Linked DNA regions of Homo sapiens: region 1 is linked to region 2. A link is a contact called in ENCODE Hi-C or POLR2A ChIA-PET data. All regions are on one chromosome and are shown on one strand. Each heading gives the region's core, a stretch centred on a gene start or an enhancer-like site at or near the end of the contact. The rest is flanking DNA. Distances are from core to core; before and after follow the strand shown. Region 1 holds the start of FAM13B (family with sequence similarity 13 member B). Region 2 holds the start of LINC01843 (long intergenic non-protein coding RNA 1843).

What was found. Hi-C counts contacts between places; a loop is a spot of excess contacts on that map. ChIA-PET counts read pairs that join two places held with the same protein, here RNA polymerase II (POLR2A).
Region 1: a map with no recorded cell type shows a loop between it and region 2 (34-fold over the local background). The contact joins the promoter of FAM13B here to the promoter of LINC01843 in region 2. A Hi-C loop is called at or near these places in 1 of 37 single-sample maps with no recorded cell type. POLR2A ChIA-PET finds 5 or more read pairs at or near these places in 1 of 52 experiments (HepG2).

What each region holds. Positions count from the first base shown.
Region 1 is chr5:138,031,457-138,034,915 of GRCh38, forward strand. It overlaps FAM13B (family with sequence similarity 13 member B), which reads right to left and starts at 1,623. Exons shown (of 24, transcript NM_001385994.1): 1 at 1,326-1,623. It overlaps FAM13B-AS1 (FAM13B antisense RNA 1), which reads left to right and starts at 1,318. Exons shown (of 2, transcript NR_037900.2): 1 at 1,318-1,496. It overlaps LOC124901077 (a long non-coding RNA gene), which reads left to right and starts at 1,683. Exons shown (of 2, transcript XR_007058952.1): 1 at 1,683-1,795; 2 at 2,039-3,217. RefSeq lists enhancers at 652-711, 812-1,695 and silencers at 1,202-1,271, 1,282-1,331.
Region 2 is chr5:134,504,090-134,507,936 of GRCh38, forward strand. It overlaps LINC01843 (long intergenic non-protein coding RNA 1843), which reads left to right and starts at 2,463. Exons shown (of 2, transcript NR_105045.1): 1 at 2,463-2,745. RefSeq lists an enhancer at 2,077-2,731.

The sequences.
Region 1 (3,459 bases), core at 373-2,872, 3.5 Mb after region 2:
GCAGGCGGATCACTTGAGGTCAGTTCAAGACCAGCCTGGCCAACTTAGTGAAATCTGATCTCTACCAAAAATACAAAAATTAGTCAGGCGTGGTGGCGGGCGCCTGTAGTCCCAGCTACTCAGGAGGCTGAGGCAGGAGAATCGCTTGAATCCGGGAGGAGGAGGTTGCAGTGAACCGAGATCGCTCCACTGCACTCCAGCCTGTACGACAGAGCGAAACTGTCTCAAGGAAAAAAAAAAAAAAGTAAGAAGGCGCTCCCAATGGATATACAAATAATTATCAGTCCATTCAATTCCATCAACAAGCACTTAGTAAATGCACAGTACCTGTGAGAAAACCAGGCCAACAAGCATTTCAAGGTTACCAAAAAAGGAAGGTTGAAAATAGCCTCACACTAACCCAGCTCTAAAAAGACAAATAATTCAAAACCACCCTTTAATGTCTGTCTCTCTAAACAGGTGCACCCCAGTTAATGTTAATAGTCTGCATTACTACTGGTAATGATTCTGGCTACCATTTTAGATTATCAGATCCTTCAAAGTAAATGCCCAACTTTTTTCACTGATTAGAAGGCGAAACGGGGAACCAAATGAAATAATCCACCGTCTTTCTAAAAGTCAGTTTGATTTTAACTGATTACAAACAAAAAGGGCTTAACAGTTTCCCACTGCGCAAATGTGCCAACCGATTCCTACAACCTCATCTAGGAAACCAGGCGTGCCACGCGAACCCTAATGCTATACAAAGTGTCCCCCTCCAGCCTGGCCTATGCAGAGCGCATTCTAGACAAGGCCCCAGTGCACCAACAGCCCAATTTTGGCTATATTCTCTGAGCGATTTAAGGAAGTCCGCAACCACTCATCTCACGTGACCTTAAAAAGGGGCGCAGTTGAGCCCAGAATAAAACACACTCCTTTTTCTTCTACATCAACTTCACTGCCCAGCATGAAGGAAGTGGGCGGGGAAGAGGCGCAGCGCCAGCGGGCAGGAGAGGTCAGCAAAGAAACGTGGGGTGTCGCGCCATCTACTCTGGAGGGGCTGGAGGTGAGGGGCACGCCCGCTCAACTGCACTGCAGCCGCTGCAAATCCAAGGCTGCCACACCCCCCGGCAGCCAGGGACACGGCTTCATCTTCCTCTTTCTCCAGCGGAAAGGGGGCCCTCTCCACGGAACGCCCCACCTGCTAGAGTCCTCCACATCCCGAAACGCAACGCCCGAGAGCAGGCGCGGGTGGCAGGCGGCGCTGGGGGGCAACAGGAGGGGAAGGGCCGCGGCGACCTGCAACCCGCGCATGCGCAGATCCGGGTACCCGCCCGTTTACCTACCGTTGGAACCGCGATGCCCCGTTCCCTGGCCGCGGCCGCTTCTCCAGGACCCGCGGCGACGGCAAGAGGGCGAGAACTGAGGCCCCAAGTGGCTCCGCGGCCGAGAAGCCTCTTCCTGGGGCGGCCGCTGACGGGAGGTTAAAGCTACGGCTGTGGCGCGGGGCCAGCCCGGTAAGCGACCCCCCGGATACCCCCGGCGGTGGTGGCGACGCAGACGCGGAACAGGGGGAGAGAGTGGCGACAGAGGCGGCGGCTGAGGTGCAGAGCCTCCCTAACGGCGAGCGGGAGGAGAGCGGCTGGCGGGCGGAGGCCGGGCCGGACGTGACGTGCGTGGGAGGGGGCGGGGCAGGCCGCTGGTGGGGGCGGGGCGGCGAGGGTCCCCACCCCCACAGCATTCCGGGCAGCGGCCCTGTGTCCTGCAAGCTTGAGGACCGCGGTTCCTCTCCCACCAATTGGGGTCCTGAATTAGGGTGCGAGCAGCCAGGCGCCATCCCGGGGCGGGTTGTGGGGTCCTCGGTATGGGGAGGTTGGGAAACAGAGAGGACACTGGGGAGAGGAAAGATAAAGGGAAAATCCGGAACACAGAGATCGCTTCTGGTCTCTGCGGAGGAAGCCAGGCCCCCAGGGCGCCCATATCCAGGTGAGGAGCACAGAGACCTGAACCGAAAACCGCTGGGGGAGACCTAAGCGGTGACTTCGGTTCCCATTCCCAGAGATGTGAGTTAGATCCGGGACCACGGGGCTGCACCTGCGTCCTGCCCGCCCCCACCCTACCCCTTCACCTCAGGACCTGACCTAGACTCCAGAGAGAACAGTAAGGCTTCGGTGCCTTAGTCTGGGACTGTGGAAGTCGATAGGCTGCGGGCTTACAGGGAGCTTCGTATACTAAAATCAGCCAGCTGCGGAGGCAGAGCTGAAAGGAGGCAGAAAGAATGAGCTCTCTGAACTTGCATGGCTACCCAGACCATCCCTACAACTCCCTTGAACTCACAAGGGTATGAATATTCAGCCAATCTCTTCTTTGTTATAGTCTGTTAAGGGCTTTGAGATCTTCCATTTGGACTCCTTGACAGCCGGTAGATCAACACCTGCACAAAAAATAGCAGCCACCACAATTCAGTTGTCCCTTACCTACCTGAGCTGGAAGTTAGTAACTTGGAAAATGTAAAACAAGAACCCTCATAGAACTTGGGACAAGATTTGAAAAAAATAAAGTTACCCTATGAAATGATCTGTAAATGGGCTACAGAGGCCACAGTGTCTCCCACATTTCATCAGAGAGAGTAAACCATGTGTAACCTAAGTGTCACATACCCAGTTAATGCTGTCATAACCGAAGGGTGGGGTCCACAAAGAGTCTAAAACCAGAAGAATCTGAATAAGAATGTTCTATGAGGCTCCCAGGAACTCTGTCCAGGAACGAGGCAACTGATTCTAATGACCAGAACCAACACTTACTCTCAGGGCAGTTAAATCTTAATTCAGATTCACTCACTCATTCAACAGATACTTAGTGAATGCTTACTATGTTCTAGTCTCTTAAGATACGTCAGTAAATCCCTGCCTTCGTGGAGTTTATATCCTAGCAAACCTAAATTCTGGATCTCCGTTAAGAGCATACAAAGGCCCATACTCTGATTCCAAACTCAGCTAGTAGCCTTTCCATCATTCAGGGAGTCTCTCAAATAAATCTACATACCCAATAAGAAGGGATTGTCCAAGGCATATAACTAGGACTAGTTATACTAGCTGTACAGTTTTTGTCAATAAATTCATATCATGGTTTACAAATCGGACACTGTTCACTGGGTTGAATTGTTTTATCCGAATTAATTTCTCAGAGCCTATTTAAACTTGAGCGAAGTGAAATAAAAGTTTCCAAATCTGCCAAACAGGATCAACAGAGCCTGATTTCAGAGCAGCCCAGTGAAGATGCAGTCTGTGCATTTAGCCTTGTATCTCTCTTTAAATATCTTAAATGAAAGCTTTACCTGTGATTCCATGCTTGGAGAACAGGAGCAATATGATTGCTTCAAAAGCTTTATCATAAGTGCGTAAAAGTCTTGAGAGTAAATCCGAAGAGAGTTAAAAACCTCCTCCGCCTGCCCCACATATGCAACACAGGCTCTTGTTG
Region 2 (3,847 bases), core at 1,213-3,712:
TGACGACGTGCCAGCCTTTCAATGATCTCATCTGATCCTCACAATGACTCTTTCAGTTAAGGATTATCATCATTTTCATTTTATGGGGAAGGCAAATGGAGCCCAGAGAGGATAAGTACCTTGCCCAAGGTCACACAGCTACCATGAGGTGCAGTTGGCATTAACTCTAACTGTGTTAGACTGTGGCTTTGAGGGTTGAGGGCTCAGGAAGCCCACAGGTAGCAAGGGAGGGATGAGACTGGCAGAGAAGTCTAGAGTAGGGTCGGGGGAGAAATTGTTCTTTCTTCCTGGTGCTGCATAGGGACATCCAGAGAATACTAAGAAGTCTGGGGTTTGCTAGGCTTGGAGACCATGTTCCCAGACCAGGGATCATGAGGACACAGTCCCTAAGCCCAGCAAAGCCCAGACTACCTACAGTCTGAATGCTGAACCCCTCGAGACCATTTGGAAAATCTGTCGAGGGCTTGAGGAGGAAATTGGATACATAGCAGGATTTTGCTACAGAGCAGAAATGAGCATTTACTTTCCGAGCAAAGACAGCCCTTCTCCAAGGATGCCCCTGGGTGTCTCTGTATGTACCTCCCCAACCCAGCATGGGTGCCATGCTCAAGGTTCAGACAGAGGACCACAAGCCCCATGCTGCACCATGCATAATGTCCCTCTTCCCCTTTGACGGGGGGGACGATGGGAGCTTGGCAGAATTTAACCATCCTTAGCAGAGGACCACGCCTATGAAGGGCCAATAGGGCCAGTGATGGGCTGTGCTCCTGGGGTGGGGGCAACCCTCAACTTGCTGTCCTCAGTAACACAGCCGATAGATGTCTCTGAGAAAAGAGACCAACCCAGCTGTGCCAGGCAACTGACTGGACCCCTGACTTGGATTCAGGTCAGGTCTAAAGATGCCTTCTCCCCTATTAGCATCAGGTTCAAAGCCAGGCTTAGCCAAACCCTAAACATTCCTTACACTTTCTGGGGAACCACGAAATTCTTCATGAAGCCCTTAATTTAAAAAGCATCTTGTAGGCTGGGCACGGTGGCTCACGCCTGAAATCCCAGCAGCACTTTGGGAAGCCGAGGCGGGCGGATCACGAGGTCAGGAGTGAGACAAGCCTGGCCAACAGAGTGAAACCCCTTTTCTACTAAAAATACAAAAAACTAGCCGGGTGTGGTGGCATGTGCTTGTAATCCCAGCTACTTTGGGGGCTGAGGCAGGAGAATCGCTTGAACTTGGGAGGCAGAGGTTGCAGTGAGCCGAGATCGTGCCACTGCATTCCAGCCTGGGTGACAGTGCGAGACATAGTCTTAAAAAAAGAAAAAAAGAAAAAGAAAAGAAAAGAAAAGCATCTTGTGCTGGGCACGGTGGCTCACGCCTGTAATCCCAGCACTTTGGGAGGCTGAGGCAGGTGGATCACTTGAGGTCAGGAGTTCGAAACCACCCTGGCCAACACAGTGAAACCTCGTCTCTACTAAAAAAAAAAAAAATTAGCCAGGTGTGGTGGCAGGCACCTGTAATCCCAGCTACTTGGGAGGCTGAGGCAGGAGAATCACCTGAACCCAGGAGGCGGAGGTTGCAGTGAGCCGAGATCGCACCATGGCACTCCAGCCTGGGAAACAGAGGGAAACTCCATTTAAAAAAAAAAAAAAAGCATCTTGTTCTGTCTGCTATGTGGGCTCTAACTGGAATTGGTAGGGCTATGGGCTCCAGGAGGCTTCATTAGCCAGAGGACCTACTAGGACTGGGCCTGCACTGATATCTTGAGGTAGAGGTGGGGGCCTGGAAGCTGGGTGCAGGGCTGAGGCCCCTCACTGGGTCTGCACTGAACAGCTAGGCCCAGGAGCCAAATCATGGTTGCAGACATTTGGCTTCCATTATCTGACTATTTGGGACAGCCTCAAGCTAGACTTGATTACTGCAAACCTGAAATAGTTCCTTATTAGACAGGGCTAGCTCACCCTCCTAAATGAGTCTTGTTGGGACTCTCGGGGTCTTGCACTGAGCACACTTCCTCATCCTATCCTCCAGCCCCTCTGGCAGGAAAGTAGGAGCACCCCCAGGGCTTCTGCCCCGGGCCTCTGCACAGACTCCAGGGGCACCTGTGGGGCTGAGGGCAAGTGGCAGCACAGTGCCTCCGGCCAGGACTGGCCCAGCCCTCTTCCCTGTGCCCAGCTCCTCCCCATGGAAGAAAGGGGAGAACAGGACTGGCTACTTGAGGACACCAGGGACTGGGCCTGCCTGAGAGTGACAGTTCTGGGACTCTCCCTGCTCCCGGTGAATGCCAGCCAGGGTGTGGGGCCCAGGAGGCTCCAGTGCTTTCCCAGTCCAAAGGTCACTAACTGCCCAGCCGCTGGGAGTGTGTGCAGGGGGCGGTTCTCCAGCCAGGGAGGTGCAGGAATAAAGGGGGTGTGGGGAGACAGGAAGAGGCTGAGCTTGTGGGGCCTGAGAGCCTCTCCCCTGGGCAGGGTGGGGTCATTGGGCTGCCTTAGATTCCCCCCCCCACCTCTCAGCCTGCTGCCTCTGGACAAAGCTCTGCAGAGGAGCCCCATCTCCTTCAGCCCCCTCCTGCCTTTGGGGTGCAAGTTTCCTGAAGGACTTGAGTGAGATGTCACCAAGCAACAGGCTGTCAGGCTCTTGGCAGCAAGTACTGGCCCAGCGACTCGCGGCAGAGTCTCTCCTTGGGGCGTCTGTCCTTATCAGGGGTGGATGCTGTCAGACTTGCTAATGGTGGAATTTCTGGCATGTGGCAGGTGGGTAAAAGAGACCCCTGGGCTAGGGAGCCATTTGCAAGTCCCTCAGATGGCCTCAGGTGTGGGTCATGCTCCACTGCAGCCATGGTTACTGGGAAGCCAAGTGGACTCCATGGGGCTCCAAGCAGTGGGAGGGAGCTCCTGGGAGACACAGTGTGGCCCAGATGCCCTGGTCATGGGGACATCCAAGCACAGGTGAGAAACTTGGGCAGGGAGGGTGCAGAGGAAATTTGGAAATGGCTGAGAGGCTGGACTCAAGGTCTCTTGGGCTTGAACTGAGCTCAAGCAATCCACCCACTTCAGCTTCCCAAGGTGCTGGGATTACAGTCGTGAGCCATGGCATCCGGCTGGACTCAAGGTCTCTTGTTCCCTGATCCTGGGCTTGGCATGGAGAAGGGAGGAAGCTGAAGGGGGCAGGTAAAAAGATGCCTACCTGGGCACTGTAGACTAAATGAACCCTCAGACTGTGAAAGTCTCAGAAATCAGAGAAAGAGGCCTGGTGTGGTGGCTTGCACCTGTAATCTTAACACTTTGGGAGGCTGAGGCGGGAGGATTGCTTGCGCCCAGGAGGTTGAGGCTGGAATGAGCCATGATCACTCCAGTGCACTCCAGCCTGAGTAACAGAAAGAGACCCTGTCTCAAAAAAGAAAAAAGAAAAAAAAAACAGAGGAAGGGACTGGCACTTCCAAGTCAGAGAGAGCTCCCTGAAGAGGTGGGCCTGGTAATTGAGAAAGAAAGCAGTTGAGACAGACACGGGGGCTATGGGAGCAAGAGTCTGGAGGTGCGAGCATGCCGGGCAGGTGTAAGGACTGGTGAGTCACCAGGGGAAATGTGTAAAAAGGCTGTGGGTAATGAGGTGGCAAACGGTGGAGAGCTCTGCCCTGAGCTCCATACCCTTCCAAGCCTTTGCCCATGCTTATGGTTGAATTGTGTCTCCATGCCATGCACAACAAAGATATACATTGGGCTGGGCACGGTGACTCACGCCTATAATCCCAGCACTTTGGGAGGCCAAGGCAGGTGGATCACCTGAGGTTGGGAGTTCGAAACCAGCCTGACCAACATGGAGAAACCCCGTCTCTACTAAAAATACAAAATTAGC